Regions from separate parts of the Mus musculus genome. Here all the other regions are linked to region 2. The links are chromatin loops, found by intact Hi-C in ENCODE. Cell type or tissue: gastrocnemius. All regions are shown on one strand.

Region 1 (8,000 bases), 230 kb after region 2:
ACTATCTGCCCTTTGTTGCATAATTAACCATTTGGTAGTGTAAGACATCCAAGGTTTATGTAGTTTATAATTCTGCACTTCTCAGATGAGGCCTTCGTAGCTCACCCTCCAGGTGATCAGGTTAGTCAGCTGGCTGTAAACTGGGCTAACCTGTCTGCTTTCCCCCTCTTTGCCCATCAAGGGATCCTGGACTGTTTGCACAGTAGAACAAGCTTCCAAGAAGACAAGTGATGCTTGTAATGCCAAACCAACAGGGATGGCATGTCATGGTCACCCAAGGTCACAAGCCAATTTGGACCCAGAGAAACATGAACCACACCCTACTGATGGCTGAAATGACATATAGTCACATTATAAGACCTGGGATACAACTTGGGAAAGCTGTAAAAATGTGGGGATTAATGAGTTCTCAGTTTAAAGAGCTAGCCAAACTTCCCAGGGGGACATAAGGAACCTAATTATTTAATAACTTCAAAACTAGAGAGGATTGGAAGCATCCCCACTAGAGAAAGCATCCCCAAAGGAGCTGAAGTGTGTCTGTCCATCCCCACTGTGTCCTGTTGTCTTCCCTGTAGAGCTGAATGTGAAGAGCTAGCTAGATGAGCTGACTCGGGGATGCTGGGAGCGGCCAAAGGACAAGGCAAGGAGACTCAGCTCCCAATGACTCCAAGCCCAGGGACAGAGCGATGCTATGCTTGCTAAAGTAACAGACTACTTATGTGCCTCAGTTTCCCAGTACTCAAAGGCATAATAAGCTGGTCACAACATATGTTTCTTTATATCTATTTCATACGGGCTCAATTCCACAGGGTGTGTTCAAAAAGTTACTGGACAACAAAGCAATTATCTGAAAACTCAGCAGAATTGGGGCATAAGTCCCAAGCACGTCCTCACTTCAGGAACATTTAATAAACTGACTATAAGTACTCCTTAGTCGGCATCCCCAGGCACTGTGAGTCAGTAGGTCTGGGTTGTGCAGAAGCCTGTCATTTTAGCCAGCCTCTCTATTTGTCTGGAGAGTTTGGTTTCATTACCTGGGGCATGAGGTCACTGTATCTACCCTGTCTGGCTTCAGTGTGTGATCTAATAGACAGTGAAGAACGTTGAAGCAGATCCTATAATCTCAGCTAATCATAGAGGGAGAAGCTCTGAGGGAGCTAATTTTGTTAGGGTATGTCTACTTTGTTCGCTGGGATCTCAGTTCCAGTCTCTAGGCATTATTCCTGATCACCCTTGAACTCTAGGATTCTCTCATTATACTCCTGCAAGGTTGCATGAAGGTGAAAATTACAAAGACCCCACAGAAAGATTGTTAACAGGATAGAAGTTAATTTGCACCTTCCAAAGCAGCCTGGTGCTGGTATAATGAGTCAGTTCCTTACAAGCACACAGGAGCTCAGCTGTTCCCTTGTCCAGCTCCTGTCATATCTGTCTCACAGTATACGGTGAGAGCACACTCAAGCTCTCAAACTCACATCCTCAACACAACATTGGAAGGAGAGAAAAAGATTGCACAATAATCTCCCATTAAAGAAGTTTATGGCTACTACAGTTTACTTGTACCACTTCTGCCCACGTGACATTAGTCATAACTGGTCACACAGAAAGGCAGCCATTAGAGAGGAGCCAGGGATAAGTCACTCTCTATTGTAGAAGAATGGCATAGGGTCTGAGTCTCCACAAAAGGAAGAGAACTGGGAAGTGTAAGAGAAGTAACCCCTCCCGTGACTAAGCTATGTCAAAACGTGTGACTGTATATGTCACTTGTGAATAGTCTCACTTACATGCATTTCTTGTAGCGTTCTTCATTAGAGCAGTGAAAACATAAAATATTAAGTGTCCAATAAGAAAGACATCATTAAGTCAGTCATGAGGCATCAACTTAATAATCTAAAATCTCCAGAAAGACTGGTCGCCAAGATTGTATAATCATTTATAGCTAGAAATGGAGAACCCTAGGATCTTCTATCTTCTCTCTTAAATGCCTAAGAAATATCAATTCAGACCTGAGAGCTTGGCCTTAAAGGGAAACCAATTCCTCAGATGAGACAACCCAGGGAACACAGTGTTTAGGATGAATCCGCTCAGGCTTCATTCATTGTGAATTTAAATTCTATGAAACAATTTCCTCTGGGAAATAATGACAGAAGAGTAAAATCAGGAAAGCATTTTCTGTCCCTTAGACATCTGCTGCCAAGCTGCATCAGCCCACAATCCCAGCACTCTCTAGCACTGGGCTGTAAGTGACTCTTCTGTCCACATTTCTGGGCACTCCAGTGTCTAATCTACATAGAAACACAAAAACACAAGTGTCAGGAGAACATGACAAGATGTTGCTAAAAGAATTGCTTCCTGGATGATGCCCACTGAGGTGCAAAGATTCACAGGAGGAAGGTGACAATATGGATCCTGCTGATGATATAGGTAAAGAACTGTAGCTTAGAGCACACGTCTTGGTTCTAAGCACAGAAAGCAGCAAGTAGACAGGATGGACATTGCTTAAGCAGGAATTTCACAGCTGCTCTGCACTTAGAACTTATCCCCTTCTAGATGTCAATTCCAGATGAGATTTAGTCAACCCACCAGAGGGCAGGGAGATGCCACGGGATCACTACTCTGTGTTCCCTTTGCAGCAAGGCATGGTTGGAAGAGTCTCCGAGTTTAATGATGACTATTAATGACAACTCATCTACAAATATGGAAGGAGAGTGAAGGAATGGATTCTGTTGAGTCTTCTGCTTTGGAGAGATGGCCATCCTATGATCACCCGCTTCTTCATAGCATGAACATGTGTCTGGAGATGTTGAGACAGATGCAACAAGTCCCTAAGGCAAAAGCAAACACTCAGGAAACAAGAAAGGGTTTTTAGATGGAAGATGACTGAGTAGGACTATGAAGGGATATAAGACGCCATGGTCTGGGAAGATGGTTCGTTCAGTCAGTAAAGTGCTTTCTATGAAAGCATGACTTCGGGCTGGTGAGATGGCTCAGAGGGTGAGAGTACCCGACTGCTCTTCCAAAGGTCCAGTGTTCAAGTCCCAGCAACCACATGGTGGCTCACAACCATCCGTAACAAGATCTGACGCTCTCTTCTGGTGTGTCTGAAGACAGCTACAGTGTACTTACATATAATAAATAAATAAATCTTTTTTAAAAAAAAGAAAAGAAAAGAAAAGAAAGCATGACTTCAATGCCCAGTGCCCACAAAAAAAAAAAAAATCTAGGCATAGAACTTCATCCTTGCAATCTCAGTACCAAAGAGGTAGAGACAGGTGAATCCCTGGGGACTCTGGCCAACCCTATTAGCCTAGATGCATGCCCCAAGTCTCAGTGAGAGAGATTGTCTCTTAAAATAACGCATATAGCACCTGACCTCTGTCCTAAACACACACACACACACACACACACAATGTGCACTGGTATCTGAGCACAGGTTTTTATCTCCTTCTCTCTCTCTCTCTCTCTCTCTCTCTCTCATGCTATGGCAACTGGAATATCTCTGGAATGGCTTAGAAGAAATTGGTAACAGATGTTGCCTTTAGGGTAGAAAAGAGGGGAATCAGTCACTTTGAGTATTGTTTGAGAACATACTTTGTACTTAATTACATCATATGTGCTTATTTTAAAACTTGTATTAAAAAAAGAGACACAAGATGAAACATTTTTATTCTATTTACCAACCATAAATTCCCAGCCTATGACATAAAGAAAGACCTTGAAGTTTCTTCCTGTGTCAGGTTTTCATACACGAGGCTCGAGCCACCAACTGTCCTGAGAAAGAACTGAAAGTCCAGAGATCACACAGTACTTTCAAATGTTATCTCGGGTGTGACCTGAAGTTGGCCATCAAGAGGGCAAAGCACATTCCAGTCAACTGAGAAAGTACCACACACCTGTTCCTATCATTTGCTCCTAAAACTATGCTTTTCCTTCAAGTGTGTGCCAGCCACTTTCCCTCCTCGGGATCTTTGCACAGACCCACTCCACCTTACTGTGTCCTCCACTTACTTTATACCGAGTTATCCCTAACTCCACTTTCTGATGCAGAATCTGACCCTCTCATATAAGAATGGAAATCCCTTAGCCACTTATACTAGAACCCCTATTTCTATGTTCCTGGAGTGGGGAGCCTCATCTAGGTATTTCTTATCTGTATATTGCAATGTTCATTTCTAGAATATACATGCAGTGCCTATCATTTAGCTTACCTATTGGCACAAAAATCCATTTGGCTGTTTGTATCAATATAATGTATTCACAGTTACATAGTATTTCGTTGGAAGTACCCCCCTCCCCGTGAAATTAGGGAAATGTTTCTGTTCTTTTCTGTAAAATGTGTGCAACAGTAAATATGTAAACATATTATAGCTCAATAAAAATAAAACAAAATAGTCATAATCTTTTAAAAGACACCATAACAGATTTAGAGCTATATGAAGGAAATAATATTGTTGCATGGTGCTATAGAAAATGCCACAGCTGACTCCTCTCACAGAATAAAAGCCCCTACCACCCAAAACACAGGGCTTTAAAAATATAACAAGAGCTATATAGGAGTCATGTAAAAAGAAAAACCTTCAAAATTTCATCAACAAAAGGAAACATACTTGAATAAAGGCAGAGATTCCCCGCCCCATACACATATACACACACCCCTTTTAGAATTGAGCAGAAAAGTCACACAGCTCCCCCTGTTGGTTGGAGTAGAAAGTGTCACAAAATGTCTGGTGAGGAGGTAGTTGATTTCTAGTTTTTCCTTCCCACCGTTGGCATGTTAAAAGCCTTCCAAAATATTGTAGACATTTTCTCCTAATCTTTACCCACTATGAAATTTGAATCATGCCTTGAATTTGGACAGACTTTGGGCTAATGATTATCTGTTGAAATGCAGTGTGTATAGCTCTGCTCTAGGCAAAGAATCAGCACAATTTTCTTTACCCACCCCCACAAAGAACAAACAAATAAAACATTTACTCTTCTTTGGGTGGACCTTTGTCCTAACTGTGAAGTGCACGCTCCACTAGAAATTCAAATGGAAGATGTGCCCATCTCAGTCCAACAGGAAGGCAAGTCACACCAGATGGCTTGATGTGCCATCTCTGGAGTATGTACATGATCAAGAGGACAGAGAAGAATATTTAAATGCTCAGAGACTCATTTTGTGGGACTTTGTTACTACTGAGTATACCTTGAGTGGGAAGAGGAGGGGAAACTATCTGGAGCCTCAAGAGATGGAGGGGCCATGTGCCTAGAAGATTTTCAGTTGTCCAGACATGGCCACTTCCCAGAACAGAGAGCACACCTATAAAACTCACAATCACCCTCAAAGTAATATAATACTCAGTGAAAAGTAATGTTTCCAATAGTGTCCATGACCCTACACACACACACACACACACACACACACACACACACACACACACACATACACACACACACACACGGAAACAGACAGAGACAGAGAGGCAGAGACAGAGAGTGTAAGAAAGTGAGAACGAGAGAGAGAGAGAGAGAGAGAGAGAGAATATTAAGGATTGTGCATGTTCATGCCAGGCTCAGCCATTCAGGCTCTTAGCTTTCCTCCAGTCCAGAACATAATCCTCTCCAAAGCCCTGACTTAAAAGAAGAGCCACACTAGGAGCATATGAAACATCTTGCTTTCTGGACATACCCAAACACTTTCCCATGGCGCTATTTAGCTTGTGGTTCTTTCCTTTGCATTTCCAGTAACCTGGAGACTAGACCCAAAGTGCCATGTGAAGCCATGCAAAGAGGATTCCATGACAGGAGTGGGTGACACCCAGCCCTGTGTCCTGCATCACTAAAACCAAGAGCCCTATCCGCATCAGTGAAAGTACTGGCCATTTCCAGATGCATCCGTGCTCAAAAACAGCCTTGAGCTCAACAGGCGGTTTGGTTGGACAGTGCTGATTATCCCTGCGTCAGCCTGCCTACCTCACATCTAATGATTTTTAACGAATCTGAGACTTCCCAAATCAGTTCTGTCCTACCGTGAGGTGATGAACCAAGTTATGAGCAGCCAGCATGCTTTCCCTCCGAAATGAGATCATTTGGATTGTCATAATTACAATTCCTTCCTGGGAGACAAGGTTAGGCTCCATTTCCCTTTTTCCTAACTTCAGATAAGAACACTGAATTGCTGCTTCAGGAGGCATCAGTTCTGATTTTTTTTTTTCCTTTGTAACAGCATGACTGTTACAAACTTGGGGACTTTCCAGATGGTCAACTTGTAGAAACCAATTAAGACCGTTTTCCTGGATAACTTGTGATTTTGGACAAGAAGAACAACTACGAATGCAGCCCGATCCTATGCCGTTGTGTTGTTTCCTCTGTGATTCATCCTTGCTTTCTAGCACAAGCTCTGTCAGATTCATCTCAGCCTCTCCTTGCCTGAAAGACATCAGCAATCATCCCAATGGGTACTAATGGTACACACACACACACACACACACACACACACACACACACACACACACATACACACACACATACACAGGGCTAAAAGTATATGTGTTGTGTGTGTATATATTTACACACACATACACATTCCTTTAAAGGAGAAACATTAAAGACACTTTTAGACCTGACTGTGATTGCCTTCTAGGCAACATTTGGTACTTGTTAATATGTTTCCTTTCATGATACTCTTTATCTGGTGGCACCACACCATCTTTGCTTTCCTGCCTTGTAGTTCTTAGGTTCCCCTGGCACCTGCTTTTTTCTTGCTAGTCTCCTACCTACAGAAGTTCCAGTGCTCTGACTCTTCCCATCATCGCTGGATTCATTTCCACCCAAATATGAAACCCTACTCTATAACCGGCCTAACTTCTGAACACTGTCATGTCTGTGATGGTGACTTGCTTCCCTGTAGTCAGGCTCCCCCACTGGCCGCCCTCTTACACTGCATAAGGAAGTTGACTTGGAGCCCATTGTCTCACTCTGCACCCCATTTCAGGAGTTAGATATAATATCTCCTGGGCCTCCCCACAACATCTTTGCCTTTCCTCCATCATCTGGTCAAGGAACAATGGATGCAATACACTTGGATCCACCTTCTCCACACCATTTCAGCCCAGTTCCAGGGTAGGGCAAGCCTGTCTTGATTGGTCTATTCCAAAACCTCCTCTTTCATCCTCTCTCAGTCTCTGAGCTGTGGCCAGAATAGCCATTTAAACATAGAAAATAAACCTCAGCAGTCCTCTGATTAAAATTCAGCAACATCTTATCATTCTCACAGTCAAGTCCAGATTTGACCCACTGACCTTCAAGACAAATAACCTTTCATAAGCTCCCTCAGTCAAATTCAGTTTGAATAAAATTGTCTTTTTCTTTTCTTTCTTTCTTTTTTCTAGAGTTCTGAACAAACCCCAAGGCTTTTTCTTATGCAAAGCTGTTTTCTTTATCAGATGTCATGTTTGCCCTTTACCCCTAGTGCTTAGTTCATATGCATTCCTATGTCTTAATTACCACAACTGGGGTGTCTGGGAATTACTGCAGAGTCAGAAAAACCCTACACAACAAGAGTAGGGACTGATATGAGGCAGACTGCCAGTAAATGTCCAGTATCAATAGCTTATGAGTAACAAGATAGTCTGCAAACTGGGTTCATCCTTGAGATGAAGCACTCTATACTTGATAGAATCACATCTCGATTCTTCTGTGAGTAGAGCTTCTAGCATATAGCTTGTTTCCTTCCTTCCTTCCTTCCTTCCTTCCTTCCTTCCTTCCTTCCTTCCTTCCTTCCTTCCTCCTTGTACTTGACATTGAATCTGGGGCCTAACACAAGATAGGCTGGCACTCTATCCCACAAATGATATCTCTAGCCCAACACATGGTTTGTAGATGATAGAGTTATGTATAGATAAGTGACATGTAGTTCACTCTGAATGATGTAGTTGAACTCTAAGTCATTGCAAGCAGCTGCCTATTTTAATTAAGTGCTATAAATTATGCTTTTATCATATAGTCATACTAGTAAC
Region 2 (8,000 bases):
GCTTTGCAGAATCATCATCCTCATTGTCTTTGACTGCTTTTCTTTGCATGGGTGTATTGTGCATTATTGCCAGGCACTGAGTGAATGTGAACTAAATGAGTTTGGGACGCCACAGCCTGTGACCAAGTTGTCCTTGTACAACTCTAGCTGTCACCTGCGTACAACTTTTTTTTTTTTTTTTTAAATCTTACATCTCAGCAAATACAGTATTATTTCTCCAATAGTGCCGGCTGCTGATAGTATCACTTGACTGGCTATTTATCATATATATCTGTAATTGAATTACCCAGTGAAGTAATGGGATTTACTCTCAGATGTACATAAAAATGCAACGCAAAGTAAAATTGTTCCGCTGTGTGCTTCCTCGTCACTTGACTTGAACTCCGGGTCAGCCAATTCCACAGAAATGCAGAGACAAAACGAAAAGGAATGAAAGACTAGGAGATAAAAGCCAGGTGGGCTTATGGACAAATATAAAAGAAACTCATCCTTTAACAAAGGTATTTTCTTTTGAAATCGTTTCTTATTCATTGTTAATCAGAAATCCAGTCCCAAAACACACAAAGAAAGAGTAGTAATTGAGTCACTTTTCCACGTTCAATACTGAGCATGTTTGAAAACATTTGAGAACTCCAGCATGGGAATAAAGTACGCTCATCTTCGCTCTTGTCAAACAACCATAAATTTTGGACCAAAGAAGAAGGAAAGAGAAGACAGCCATACTTTGGGCAGAATATTCTGACTGTTTGAGTCCCATGCTGTACTGACCATGTTTTTAGTGACATGCCCCAGGTGACATACAACTTCATCTTTGAAGTCCTATGGCTTCAAACTACCTTGTGAAACAGAGGCTGGGTTTCCTAGTTCTAGGATCTTCCACAAAGCTAGAGGACACAGACTAATTGTGTCGCTATCAGTGCGGTGATAAAGTAAATGACTTAGGACTCAATATCTCTCTTCTTTTTGTCTGTTGTGTTCCAGCTTGCTTAAACTCTGAACCAAAGAGTGTTTTGGACAGACTTACTGAGAACAGAAACTTTGAAGGGATCCTAAGATTAGTTTTTGTTCCCCTCTCTTTTCTTACTATAAAAAAATAGATTTTGTATACTTGGATAACCAGTACCCTAAAATAGAATGGTACAGTTGGTGAAGTACTTGCTACCAAACCTAGTGACCCAAATTTGGCTCTCAAATACATATTGGAAGGACAGACACACAGCTGTCATGTGACCTTTATACTGTGTCATATTCAACACACACACACACACACACACAATGTAGTAAAAATGTAAATGCCAAAAAAAAAAAGCTATATCCCAAAGAGCTGGTGTTCATGCCTTATATTCATCTCTGGGATGCTCTTATGCTAATCTATGGGAACTACAAACAGCAGAGACACTATCAATGTCAGGTGATGTCTGCAGGATAGTAGAGGGTTTTTAAAAATATATAGTAATTTCAACTAGACTTTTACATCTTACTTTAGAAAGTACTTGAGGAGCATCTATGAAAATCTCCATATTGCAGACAATAGTACAGACGCTGTACACTACTTAGAATGACATACACTCACTCATCTGGGGATTCCAGAAAAGTTAACTTTGCAGAATATAAATAAAGATTTGCAAGCAGGTGCAGGTGGGCAGAAAGGTAGAGGCATCTTTGTTCGATACTTTGCTGTAATTCAATTTGTTAGACGCTGTAATTTATGTTTCAAACATTATTGAACATTAAACACAAAAACTTGTCACCTTGGTATTATAATTATATCCTAAGCAATTTGTCTGGGTAACTATAGCAACAATTTCAGATACACTTTTATAATACTAATTTGGCATAATTTTAGAATCAAGAATTATAGCAAATATATAGGAAGAAATGGTTTCCTCAAATGTTATTCAATTCTACATTTAAAAAAAAATGGGTTACTTGACTAGGAGTTGATGCGAACGAATGGATCTGTTCTGTACTGCACATGGCATGGGCTGGAACACAAGCCTCTTCTTTAGGGTCGGCGTCCATGCTCACTCATATATCCAACAGAATGCCTGATGCCCTTGGCTGGACTCTTAGCAAAGCCCTACCCATCCCTCCTCCACCTTCCTGCATTTTGTCGCCGAAAAGCCTCTGTTTCAGTGACTTAATGATAAAACGACATTCAGTTAAACAGATAAAAATCATTATCCAGTTAATTGGAACTATGCAACGGTTTGGCTAGGTAGCTCTTGATATAGCCTGGCATGAGTAGCAGTTGATATAGCAGCCCAAGAAACTGGCATCTATTTTGAGCACGAAGCATACAGCACAGAGAAATGCTTGTTGCTTTTAACAACTGTCCCTCAGCAAGAGGCTACAATGAGGATACAGAAGAATTTCCTCTGAGAAGCCAGTAGCTACAAGGACTTCCTGTGGTCCACAAAACCTAGGGTCATGGTAAACTTGTGGGAATATGTTTGCATTCATCTTGTATTGTTGTGAACTAGTTTTACTCTGTGCTCTTCCATTTCTCTCTTTCAATCTCTGCAGACATGACTAAGATGTCACTTGAGACAGACACAAGGAGGGATAAATACCAGCTTATTTTCAGCAGATTCTAAACACCTTAAAATACTTCCTCTGGTCCAAGACAGTCTTCCCTACCCAGAAGACCAAAGTCTTTGCTCTCAGCAGGGATCCTGCAGCTGTTTGCCATTAAGGCAACCAAATAAGTTAGCAGCGGCTTAAAAGGCATCAAATGATGAGCATCGCTTATTTCCCATGTGAGGAAAAGTATGTATTGACTACAGCCGCATAAAAGCTGATACCAGTACATGGACTTCACAGCTGAATGGGCACACACTGTGACAACAGTCGGCATCTTGGGTGAGCCACTGTCTCAAAAGTTTTTATAATAAACTCACGGCAGGAAGTCTATGTTTCAAACAACTACACTTGGAACTGCTTCTTCATGGAAAACAAACGTGCAGAAGAAATGTGAGTGGGCAGAAAGAAATGCACACTTCTTTTGGAGTAAACACAGGAAAGAAAAGTAGTTTCAATGATCTACAACAGAAGGTGTCTGCTTAAGCCTGAAGTGCAACAGTGAACTTTTTACTCCAAGAGAGGAACTCCTCCCTCTCTCAAAAGATGAAAAACAACATTAATTGGCAACCCTAGTTGGGTATTTAAAACGTTTCCTATTAAGGGCTAGTTTTATCTTTATAAAAGACGAATTCTGTATTTAATAACGCATCTGCACTTCAAAAACAGGGCTCTTCCTGACAAGCCTGGACACACAGCTATTTTTAAAAATATAAATAAATACACTGCATTAATTTTAACACCCGGTGTTTAACCAATGTGCTGCTTAGGAGCAGAACCTCCTCTCCGTATTACACATAACTCTTATACCTTCGCGCAGTTTCAATTGTTAAGTCCAATTGTCAAAGGAGAAAAATGTGTACCCTGAGGAGTTTGTAGGAATGTGTCTTAGGAAGAAACCTTTCCAGATAGACGGCTTCCGTCCAACTTTTCTGTCGCTTAACTACGCTAAAAAGCTCTCCTGGGTAAAGAGAACACTTCTCTCAACTCTTCCTTTTGAGAGGAAAAGAGGATCGCCAAGGGCGATCGCCAGAGATCACTCCCCTCCAACAGTTCCTCGGAACATCCTGAGCACCGATCTTCTCCTGGCCCCAGACCGTGAACCCGGGTATGAAATGCCTTAGTCTTCCTCAGCAAAACACCCTGGCGGAGTTGTGCCCTGGTCCCACTAACCCCAAATTTTCACGAACACCGCAGAGCCCCTGTGCAGAGAGCAGGAAAATGTCCCCTAGTCCACCGTGCAGGGAGGTAGGCGATTCCGACCACCAATCCCGGTTCCAGATCCCACCAAGCAAGCCTGGCCTAGCGCGGAAATCACAGCAAAAATCTGTGTTTTACTGCTGCCTAGGACCCCTGACCCATTTGCCCAGGACAAAAACACTAACAAGCTCTGTGACATCCTCTCCGAAAGCTCGCTCTTGGCGCCCCCTGCCGGGAATCTCCGGGACGCCGCAGGCGCAGGAAAGTTAAAACCCAACTCAAGGCAACCGCATCCAGGTACAAACAACAAAAAAGGACGTGAAAGCGCTTCCCGCCAAAGCCCGGGGCGGGAGGTGAGGGGTACCGGGACCGGGACCTACCCGCTCTGGGCCCAATTCCAAGGGCGATCGCCGGAGATCACTCCCCTCCAACAGTTCCTCGGAATATCCTGAGCACCGATCTTCTCCTGGCCCCAGACCGTGAACCCGGGTATGAAATGCGTGCGGCTGGGCTGCCCGCAGACGGGGGCTCTGCGATTGGAGCTCATCCTGCTGAAGCCCCAGGCTTCGCCATCCCTGCCTTAGTCTTCCTCAGCAAAACACCCTGGCGGAGTTGTGCCCTGGTCCCACTAACCCCAGATTTTCACGAACACCGCAGAGCCCCTGTGCAGAGAGCAGGAAAATAAATGTCCCCTAGTCCACCGTGCAGGGAGGTAGGCGATTCCGACCACCAATCCCGGTTCCAGATCCCACCAAGCAAGCCTGGCCTAGCGCGGATTACGCACACAGATCTCCACGGGTACCTGAAAGGTGCTGGCCGAGGTGCAGGCTTGCCCACTGACCGGTCGCACACCCGGACCTTCTCAATCCACGCTCGTATCCAGGGAAAGGCTAAGACACAAACTTCCAGCCCGTGCACTATCTCCACTGCGACCGCCCCCGCTTTGATGGTAGTCCTGCACGCGCCTCTGCCAGGTTGTCCCCACCCAGGTGTCTGCAGAGTGACCCTACCAGAGACTTACACCACCCGCAAATGGACCAGTGCCGAGTCCAGTTCACACGTGCAGGGTCTCAGCTATGACACTCAGGGACTCTGCGGGGAGAGAGCTCACCAGATGCCGGGCGCGTTCCTCCTGCTAGTCATCCAGCGCCCCGGGGCCCGGAGCTGCTCCAAGGGTCCTCTTCAGTGTACTACGAGGGAAGTCGAGGCAGCCGCCACCACTGCACCCCGCCACTTCTCCAGAGCTATCCTCCTCTCGCAGCGCGCCAGGCTGGGGACCAGCTAGTCTGCCGGAGTCTCCAGTTGTGCAGCTGAGTGGACAGGCTCGCGCCGAGAGAGGGCGACCGGTGAGGTGGCAAAGTTGGGTACCCTCTGCTTAGTAGCTGCGCGTGGGAACCAAGAACACCCCCAAAAAGGATTGCACGTGCCGGGACGCCCCCGCAGTGGGAAGGTGGGATACAGAGGTCGCCACAAGGCTGGGGCCACCGTCAGCCAAGGGCTGAGGAGCCCACCCGCGGCGGGAGCGCAGCGCGCGCGGGAGTGGGCACAGCGTGAGCAGCCGCTGCTGACGCCGCCTTCCTAGCGAGTAGACCAGCGCTGGGTGAGCGGGCCCAGAGCTCGGGGCGGGGAGCACAGGACCGCCTCGCCTCGCCCCGCCCCCGCCCCGCCCCCTCCGCCGCACCTCCCCTACTCCGCCCCTCCCGCGTGCAAACTGAGCGCCCCACCCACCCCTGACCTTCCCAGGCCCCTCCTCTAGCCCCGCCTCTTCCCGAGATGGGACCCCCAAACACTCCCCAGGGGGCTCTCTACACACCCCAGGAGTTCTATTTGTGCCACCAGAGTGCAAGCTCACCCAACTGGTGACTTTTTTCGAACTCCCTTCCTCGCCTGGAAGAGACCTTCTTTGGCTACCCGCCCCTTGCCCGGTGGCTCCTACGTGGCTACTTTGCAGGATGGGCTGTATAAAGGGCTGGAGGCAGTTCAACCCAAACCAGAGACGTGGCGTCTGCTAGGCCTGCCTAAGCTCCAGGTAAGTGCGTGCCCCCGGCGGATCGCGGGTGGGAAGAAAGTGGAAGTTTAAGATTCAGTTCTTCTGTGTCATCATAAGAAGACTGGGGTGTGCTTTGGGGGTGGTGAGGGGCCCGCCGCGGATTCTTACAGGCGAGCTGGGCCCAGCAAGGCTCTCAGTTCTTGAAAAGGATAGATCAGAGAAATGAATAAATCTGCCATCCAAGGAAATAGAGCAAGAGGTTCCCAAGTAGCCCTAATGGGAATTAGGAGAGGGTTACCTCATGGACAGAAACAGCTGGGCTAATTGGTACTCCGCAAGTATCTTGGGAGTTTACTGAGTGAGCATGGGGGCAAAAAGTTTATCTTGGAACGCAAAGTAAATGCCTTGGGAAGGCAGCTTTATTGACGCGTTGTTCAGTTCTCCTTCTAAGGAAGTGATCAACTCACCAAGTTCTAAACAACATACAAGGTTGTGAAGAGGGGAAATTACAGGATAAAGTCAGAAACCGTGGATCCCTGCCCCTACAGCCATGCTTGGCGATCCTTTTCCCTCAGGATAGGGTAAAGGAACGATGTCTTCAGGTTTTCCTCCCATATCGGGCCTTGTTGGTGGCCTCGGGTGCTTTTGCATAAGGAACCTCATCAATGAGTTTCTTAGCTGCAAGACCTAAGGATGTTCCCATTTGCCACAATCACATCCTGGTATTGGCAGGTTGCAAATGTGCCCTGGTAGGGGATAGGGGCGCCGGTGACAGTTCGGGGCCTCTGTGAGGGTTCCATGATGCTAAACAGGGACCGGGTAATAGCTGGAATGTGTCACCGCTCATCCAGGACCACAGAGATTCAAGAGGAGGTGAATAGAAGCACAAGTTGCCACCAATTTGTTGTGTCTGTCACCTTCAAATGAAAGAATTAGGCGAAACCATTTTTGAAAGAGTCCATTGGAGGCTATGTCAACCCCAGAGTGTGCTGTGTCTACAATTGTGGAGCCTGAAAAGTATGGCCCCAACGCAGATGTCTTCTAGGGCTTGTTTGGGAAACATCTACTACAGATGCTTGGCTGGCTTCCAGCTCTGGGGTGGCAGCTCCTGGCTTCTAGATCTTGCCCGGAAAAGTTAATAGGCTTCCTTTGCTTCTCCCTGCTGTTTCAGAAGTGGGTGGGAACTAGCGCCATTCTGAGCACTCCCCTTCTCTTGCCTACGTGGCACAACAGTCTGGGAGACTTTTGGGAGAAGGAGGCCTTCTAGGGGCCGACAGTGGAAGACCTCAGCCTCACACTTGAACCCTATAGCCTTCAGGAAGGCAGGGTGGAGCAGAACAGGGTGGAGAAAGACAAATTAAAACTCAAATGTACTTCACTCTTTCTTATGCTTATCCCTCAATGTCAACTGATAAAAACAATTAGCACATCTTTTTAAAAAAAAAAATATTTTTTTTTTTAAGGAAGAAAGGAATGAGGGAGATCAAACCTGTGCACTCAGGTGGCTGAGGCAGAAGGATTGAGAATTCAAGGCCAGCCTGGGACCACCTAGGGATAACTTATAAACTTACAAGCAGACAAAGAAACTCACTCTTAGCTTGGAGGCATAAGCGCTGTTTACCGTGAGGATTATCCCATAGAATTTCACCCTCTAAATGAAGTGAATTTGTGTTACTGGGGCAGGATGTAGGTTTGATTTTTGCCATTTACAGACTACACTATACCATTGTTAAATGTATCAGTGATAATGAATTACAAATCTCTAAGAAACAAGACCAGAAACCAAATCCTCATTTGGAGTGCTTTCTTGGTCTAAAACAGTGATTCTTGACCTGCGGGTCACAACCTCTTGGCTGGTGAACGACCCTTTCACAGGGGTCGCATAGCGGATATCCTGCATGTGAAATGTTTACATCATGATTCATAACGGCAAAATTACAGTTATGAAGTAGCAGTGATATAATTTTATGATTGTGGCCCCCACAGCATGAGGAACTGTATTAAAGGGTCGCAGCCTTAGGAAGGCTGAGAACCCCTGGAGGTGAAATGGTCCTAAGCTGACACTGATTTTGCTACTGACTTGCAGAAAGTTCGTGAACTTTTCTGAGCTCACTCACGTCTTCTCATGCAGCTTGACCCACAAGCACCAAAGGAGAAAGAAGCTGCTCAATAAAGCACAGCTGAGGCTTAGCACAGAGCAGGCACTCTGAAATGCAATTGTTTTTAAGTA
Region 3 (8,000 bases), 630 kb after region 2:
CATTCTACCCATTAGAAATAACTTTATAATATGTTTATAACATACTGATGATGCATGTCCACCCTTGGAGGTAGTCAGTTCTACAAAGTGCAACCAGGACCTCACTCGTGCTCGGCAAACCCTCTCCCACTAAGCTACCTCTACATCCATAAGGGTGAATTTCTGAATATAGGTTATATCAATTTTCTATTAATTTTATCACCCAACCTACAAATAAAGTGCTTTTAATATTTGCTGAAAGTATTGACATTTTAATGACATCAACAAATTAGCAAGTATTTAAAATTATCTGTATTTGTAAAAAATGTACTAACACCTTCATCTTCTAAAATTGTTTGTTTCACTTTCTACTTTCAACTAATTTTGAGATGGTGTAAAATTGTAGACAAGCTGCAGATCCTGAGAAAAGACCCATGTGCCGTCCACCCAGGGCAGAGTTCTACCGCTCACTGCCTTACTGCCCACCATGGCACTCTGGCTCCCTGAACTCTGCTTCTTTACACAACAATCCTGTTCCTCCACAGTCCCTGTGAGGGCCACCCCAGGAAGCAGGCCACGTGACCCTCAGTAACCCCAGAACAATCCAGTGATGTCCGGCACCACCCAAGAAGTGAGTAAGGCTCTTGCTTAACCATATGGGTTGTTTGGTCTCCTAATTTTATTTGTTGTTGTTTGGTTTTGTATGTTTTGTCTTGTGGTACATGCCAGTCCAGGGAGGGCTCTACCTCTCAGCTACATGCCCACTTCAGTCCCTTCTGACCTGGAACAGTTCCTATCTTTCTTTGTCTTCCATGACAATGGCCAAAATGACCTTCACCTCAGGATCCCCTGATATTTATTCCTGATGGCTCAGTGCATGGCGTGTGGGTCTCTGGCAATGGCCTTGCTGCAAGCCTGTGAACCGACCCAGGAGGCCCTTCTGCCCTGATGGTTCATCAGGCCCTCGATCAGCGTGAATCTTGTACCTCTGTAACGTACTTGCTGCCTTCCCTTTACCCTCAGTGACCCGCTGTAGACCACTGGAAGCACCTTTACTCACAGGTCACCTCTGCCCTAGAAGTAGCATCCACTGAGGATCCTGACTGAATTCAATTTTTACCATAAAGACTCAAGCGACAACAGGTTAGTCCTCCATCTGCCTCTGGATGGACAGTTAGGATTCTGTGGCAAGGAAGAGCTTTCCCTTCTTGTGTCCCTCTGTCTCCTGCCTGCAATATCTATCTGTGGCAAATAAGAATGCCCATGTCCTAATGGCTCACTCAGTGACTCATAGCTCACTGCTGGCCTTGTCTATCCTAATGTTCGACCTGTCCAAATCTGCCCACGGGGCATCCCTTGCATCTGGCTTCTCAGCCTTTGGAAACACTCCCATTCAATAGTTTAAGTACTTCCTTATGTCTTGGCTCAAACACTGGCTCCAAGCTTTTTTACCTTCCTTTCTGCAACCCTAAATCAGCAATTCTCAAGGATTCCTGGTTCCCTGTAATGAAAAATGATACTTAGAAATGAAGATCTAAGCAAAAACTACTCCCTCTAAAAGTAACTACAGCAAGACAGAGAGACCGACAGGGCTCTCATGAAGGTCTTATTCTTGACTAACATCTTATAAAAATGGCTTGGAAGAACCTCCGTAATATGAACAGAATAAGCCAAAATTCTAATGCATCATTAGACTTGATAACAAGAGGCTAAATCTCATTAAGGAGAGAAGATTTCTATTCTTCTGGTGGCCGGCAAAGATTTAAAAAAAGAAATTATTCCTTGAGGGAAAAATTAAATACACAAAACATGAGACAACATGCATTTTTCAAAATACCAGGTTTCTTATGGTAATTTTGTTCATAAAAAGATAATTGTAAACGTATTCACATTACTATTCTTTTCTCTTTTCTAGTTCCTCTTATTTCAGAGTGACTGTCACATGCTAAGTCAAGATAAACCTAAAATGAAAGAAGCTATTTCAATCATAAGAAGTTAACTGACTAAATTACACATAAATATGCATCAAATCTGTCCTGATATCACACACAAAGAGAAGCATTGATGTGTTATGCCTACCTAATAGAATTCAAAATTATTCATACAATTATGGGTTTCAAAGTGACACAAACTCATCATATTCCAATCATTCTTCAGCTAAAGGCATAAGGCAGGCCCATGGCTGACAATGTGACATGTGACCTGACGGCCTCCTTCCTCTTCCACTTGGCTCCAAGACTGAGGGCGTCTTTACCAAGACGATACCCTGAAGCCTTGGCGGGTTATGCCTCACTTCCAAGACAAAGCTCAGCAGGCCTTATGCAGCTCCCCCCTGAAGTCTGCCTGCCCCTTGGGCTTGCCCACGGTTGTACACCTGAGCTTTAGGCTCTTCCTTACCCAACACTTCCAGAGTGACTTCAGGAGCCCATACTGAGCTGCTACAGAGGGCTTCTCCTGTACCTCTCTCCCCCAGCTCAGCTTCTGGTGGCTCAAACATCCAGGAAGCAGAAGACAAGAAGTAACTGGCCTTGACTCTTCTGTCTCTCACCAATGTTGGATTCGCCCACGACTGCTTTTGAGTTTCTCTTTGCAGAGAAGCTGGAATTTGACATCTCACCAGCTAACACACTCGAGACTGAGCCTCAGTCTGTCACCTGGACACCCAAAAGAGCACTTAAGGTGTCTCCCAGTTTCTAATGTCTTGGGTCTGACCTCCATAAAGATGGGATGGTCTTTTTCTATCCTAGCCAGTCCCTACGCCCTCTGCTTACCCTCAACAGCTCCTGCCCATAGAAGGACCAGCATCTTCCATGTACCAGTTCCGTTCCCTGGCTCATCTCCATCATCCCCATGAGCTGTACTTACTGACTGCTCTCCACCAACCAACCAGCACAGCATTCAGCACTGGAGAACTGCAGGTCCTCAGCCCAGATGACAACTCATAGACAGTGTCCTTCCAGGGATACTCACCTTGCCCTACCCTTCCCTGCTTCCAATAATCCCTCAGCATGTTATTCTCCTCTAGTATATGGTGTATTCTACATGGGTGTCTCATTTACTATATAATCTTTTCACTAGTGTAAAAGTCCTGTCAGAACACGTCCTCATGTGGTTTGCCACATGTAACTTGTCCTTGTGACTGCATACAGCGTGAACTCAGAGGAACTTTGCTCATGTGATCCTTCTTAACCCTTAGAGTATAAACTGTCTGGGACTCTGGATAAAGGGGACCACTGCGTGAGACTTTATTTAGTTCACCTCATTTGTTGGCTCCATTCTCCCAGGTCCCACTGCCTCTAAAGCCGTGTCAAGGTCCCTCAGGGTATTTGTGTTTGTTACTCACTGATGTATAAGTGATAAGGGAACCCTGTCTCCTACACAGCAGCCACCCTCACTGCATGAGCAAAGTCTTCAGGCACAGAAGAGCCTAGTGTACAATATTCACTGAAGGACAGGATCAAGGTACCACACAGTAGAAAGTGGGGAGCATTAAGACCACTATGGGGCTGGAGAGACGGCTCAATGGTTAGGAGCACTGACTGCTCTTCCAGAGGTCCTGAGTTCAACTTCCAGCAACCACGTGGTGGCTCACAGCCATCTGTAATGGGATCTAATGACCTCTTCTGGTGTGTCTGGAGACAGCTATGGTGTACTCATATAAATAAATAAAACAAAAGACTTTTTTTTTTTTTTTACAAAAAGACCACTATGAACAGTTTCTCAGAGGAAGGGGCAGGCGTTCACTAACTAGGCTGAGTGCAGAGTGGACCTGAGGGCAATGAGAATGGAGAGAGGCATAGCCAAGTCCAAGGACTGACAAGATGAATGCCTGTGCAGAGAACTAACAGGAAAATGGCTAAGACAAGATCACAAGTGGGCAGGGGCCACTCCATGCCAGTCTGAGTCACTCAGCAGATTTGAACTTTTTCCCTAAGATAGCAAGTAAGTGACAGAGGGTTTTTGTTTGGTGTTTTGGTTTTGCGGGGTATTTGAGAAACTTGTGTAATCCATGCTGACCTCAAACACACTACGTAGCCAAGGATTACCTTGAACTTCTTTCTAACCCTGTGTCTCTACCTCCCACGTGTTGGGATTACAGGCATGTGCCAGCACATCTGTTTTCTGTAGTACTGGGGACCAGACCCAGGGCTTCATGAACGCTAGGCACATACTCCACCACCTGAACTACATCTCCAGCCTCACAGAGGGTTTTAAACAAAGGCCCAACCAACTTGTTCTGCATTTTGAAAAGAACCTCTTGGTTCATAAGCTTATGCTTCATAGTGTTTAGCGGGTCCAAATGTCACTCACCATCCAATCTGATGTATGCTACACACTGAAGTGTTAGCACTGGTTCCCACTTATAAACTCACTGTGCCACTAGGAATAACCCAGCTGGCATCAAAGGCAGGGCTGCGGGCTTACCATGCCAGCTGTCCGCCTCTACAGGAGTACTGACCAGTGTTCCAGAGAATGGGATGTGGTTAACAGCACCCTTACACACACAGTAAGCACTTTCCCAGGGTCTCACAACTATGAGAGGGCAAAGCTGATCTCCAACTTCCCAGCCAGCATTCTCTCCTGCCCCTCACTACTTCCACTTGAGTAAAGTTTGATGTGGGCTGAAAGTGGGGGTTCTGCACATGAAACTCAGCCTTCCACTCAACAAAAGCCCAATGAGCTTTCTGTGCCCCTCCTCAGCCCATGCCATGGAGCACACAGCCGGCCAAATCGCTTTCAAAGCAACAGGACCCCTCTGTGAATCCCCACTGCCCCTCTCTCTCCCGCTCAGGGAACACTCTCAGGGAACACTGGAATGCTGAAATTACTTGGCTGAGAGTTGTCTGTATGCCGGAGAAGAAGCAATGATTGCAAATGTATTTTTCAAAATAACAAGACTCCCGCTGCTCCTGAGGAAACAGCCCTGACATATGTGCAAACCAGTCCTGACTCAGGCAGCAGAGCAACCGCCACCCAGTATCACAAAGGCCACTGCTGCCCCCAGCTGGGACAAGGCAGCAAGGCTTTGGAGCCTATATGTCAGCTTAGCACCTCTCCAGTACAGAACACCCAGGAAATCTACTTTCTACTTCCCTACATCCAATATGCTAAGCATTACATCTTAGAAGGAAAAGGCTGAGCATTGTAAGTAGTAATCACCATCACAAATCCCTATCAAGTCTATGATCCCAAAGTACGTTTATCTGTGGGCTGTGGGAGTTGAGACAGGCCTCACTCTGCAACCCAGGCTGGCCTCAAACTCACAATAACCCTCCTCCCTGGTGCTGGGATTGCAGGTGTGAGCCCAGGCTGACCCAAGCAAGTTTTTTGTTTGTTTGTTTGGTTTTTGGTTTTTCATGACAGGGTTTCTCTGTGTAGCCCTGGCTGTCCTGGAACTCACTTTGTAAACCAGACTGGCCTCGAACTCAGAAATCTGCCTGCCTCTGCCTTCCAAGTGCTGGGATTAAAGGTGTGTGCCACCACCGCCCGCCCGGCTCAAGCAAGTTCTTAAATGACCAGGGACCAAGACCTCACACCTGCCTTCACTTTTACAACAGTTACTCTTAGGTACTGTAACAGACACATAAATACAGCCACTTTTGTAATAGTGCCATTTCTGGTTTGTACAAAGCCAAGACTGCACCATTCATTCCACTCAAAGTTCCAAGGAGGAGATGCATCTCTCAAGCAGTTCAACGCTATTTATAAAGGCCCGAGCATAGCTGGGCCTTGGGGCACACACCCATAGTCTCCACACCTGGGAGGCAGGAGAACTGCTGCAAGTGGAAGCCAGCCAGCCTACACAGAGACACTCTAGCTCAAAAAGCATCAACAAAGGTCTAAGGCATAGATAGCAAAATAAAACAACAAAAACTAAATTTCCTTTTTTTAATTAAAAACCATATCAGCTATATAGCGCCATTTCATCAAACATCTAATTCTGCCAAGATTATTATGGCTACAATTACAACTCTGAGAAGTAAAAGAGGGTTGCTATCTTTGGTATCTAAGCCAGGAGTGACCTAAGCATCCTACCCTGAACGTCTCTGCAAGGGCGAGTGAGCGAGTTAGGCCCATTTTCAGTACAATAGTGTGGTACTTTTACTTTGAACATAGCTAATCAAAGTTCAATACTCAGTTCTTTAGCAAATCTGCGAATTGGAGGAAATTGAAACCAGTCAATGCTCATCCACCCTGAAAATTATCTTCCAGCAAAATTGGAGGAATGATCAATTCAAAGGGAGCATCCCATTAACTTCCCCAAGTGATGGCGGCGGGGTGCGAGTGAGCAGCCGTGAAAATCACCGACCACACTCACTGCTGGAACCGCATAAGGCAGTTTCCAAACTGTGACTTAAGGCTTTGGGAGATCATTGAGATTTCTTTTTTCTCTGAAACTAAATTTTAAAATGTGGCTGAGTCCTTAAGATTAAACTTTGAAGGTCTGTAAGTATCCCATTAAACCAATGACCTGAAATCCAATGTTCCCTCAAAGTCACTGGGAAGCCACCACTGCCTATGTGCGAGAAGAGGTGATGTGTTGCATGCAGCTGGTCGTGCCAGCAAGAAGCAGGTCACAAGGAAAGGGGTGCAGACTCACCATCTGGGGCACACCAAAAATGACAACATTGGAGTACTGTGCAAAGGTGACCTGAACGAGATGGAAACAAAGGCAGGTTAATTCTAAGCCATGCACCGTGTTTCACAGGAGCCCACGCTGGAGGAGGGCAGGTTTTCAGTCCCCCAAAGAACAGCCACAAGAGGCACAACAAAAAGAAAACACTGCCACATGTACTTTGGCATACACCAGTGAATGCATCAGCTTTCCAGATGCATCCTGGGACACATCTCATCCTCACGGGGACTCCTTCAGGGCAGGACTCTGCCCTGCTTCTGGTCCAACACCCAAAGCCACCTGCCTCACCCTGTGGCGTCTTCCTCTTCCCTAACAGTTCATTCAAAGTACAATAAAATGGTTTTTACAGCAGCTGAAAAATGGGTTAAAAGTGCTTTGCCAGCCAAAACTCTTATTGCCCAATAAAAGTCCTATTTACTCTATGGAGACCACTCAGTTATATAGAGCCTGAAAACAATACAAACAAAGTCCAAGTGTGCTATCATAGCTGCCGAGGACGGTGGTACAAGTGGCAAATTCTTATTTAAGAAAAAGCACTTTGTGAAGCTTTCCTAACACAATAGACAGTCTGTGGCTTTATTCAAGAGTACAGATACAAGATACTAAAGTGTAGCTCTCCACAACTGAGGAGCTCTGGAGGAGCTGAGGGTCAGAAAAGACTCGGATTTTTAAAAGAGGCCGACCATGGTGGTGTGACCATGCTCCAGTGAATATACAGGCAACACAGACTGGACTGGTGGGGTTTTTCTTTCTTTTTTTGGGGGGTGGGGTCGGGTGGGGGGTGGGAGGGTGGGGGGGTGGGAGGATGATGGGGGCAGGGGAGGGGTAAGTTACAAAAGGAGAGGGCAGAGCTGGGAGGACTGAGAGGTGAGTGTGGTGGGGTGCGTGATGTGAAATTCCCAAATAATAAAAATATTGTGGAAAAGAGAAGATACAAATATATTTGGAAACTCCTCCCACTTATGAGGACAAGAAGCTACCATAGACTCTTCACTCTATCTTCCAGCTTTGTCTCTTAACATGCAACACACACAGAGAAACCAAATATTTATCACGAATAACCTATGATTTCCAAATGAACTATTTCATTATTTCATAAGAAAAATGAAACTGCTTGAATTTGGTCATAAATTCATAGCATTCATATGACTTTTATCAAAACTTGAAGCTTCTGCACTGAAGGAAGCCATCAGTAAATCCATCAGTTTAAAATGTGGATACATCTTGTTACGACACAATATTCATTTGGACTGTGTTTTCTCTTGACTCGCTTTGTCAGTCATCCTAATTATAAATGAATAGGGTCTATTAGCTTTTGTAGCTCCATCCTCCAGAGTTGTTACATACCTTCCAGAGATCTGAAATATAAAACTTGGCAGAGCCA

Evidence for each region. Hi-C counts contacts between places; a loop is a spot of excess contacts. Peaks named below come from ENCODE experiments on the same cell type or tissue, not always from the same donor. Only the 100,000 strongest peaks of a DNase experiment are listed, where the experiment ranks them.
Region 1: it touches region 2 in a loop (2.5-fold over the local background); 18 of 42 quality-filtered maps call a loop at or near these places.
Region 3: it touches region 2 in a loop (2.9-fold over the local background); 16 of 42 quality-filtered maps call a loop at or near these places.

What each region holds. Positions count from the first base shown.
Region 1 is chr15:32,008,921-32,016,920 of GRCm38, reverse strand. No RefSeq gene overlaps it. Among named protein-coding and RNA genes, the nearest start is that of Gm32499, 140 kb to the left of the region's middle. In gastrocnemius, a CTCF peak has its summit at 4,696 (motif pointing left); DNase peaks (open chromatin) are centred at 4,689 and 6,926.
Region 2 is chr15:32,242,191-32,250,190 of GRCm38, reverse strand. It overlaps Sema5a (sema domain, seven thrombospondin repeats (type 1 and type 1-like), transmembrane domain (TM) and short cytoplasmic domain, (semaphorin) 5A), which reads right to left and starts at 5,378. Exons shown (of 23, transcript NM_009154.2): 1 at 4,892-5,378. Snhg18 (small nucleolar RNA host gene 18) reads left to right here and starts at 5,529. Exons shown (of 2, transcript NR_038186.1): 1 at 5,529-5,809. In gastrocnemius, a CTCF peak has its summit at 4,015 (motif pointing left); DNase peaks (open chromatin) are centred at 5,070, 5,385, 5,547, 6,866 and 2 more places; H3K4me3 peaks cover 5,535 bases; H3K27ac peaks cover 5,001 bases.
Region 3 is chr15:31,608,197-31,616,196 of GRCm38, reverse strand. It overlaps Atpsckmt (ATP synthase C subunit lysine N-methyltransferase), which reads right to left. Exons shown (of 5, transcript NM_026546.3): 3 at 7,964-8,000; 4 at 6,581-6,631. Among named protein-coding and RNA genes, the nearest start is that of Atpsckmt, 10 kb to the right of the region's middle. In gastrocnemius, a CTCF peak has its summit at 4,981 (motif pointing left); a DNase peak (open chromatin) is centred at 4,966.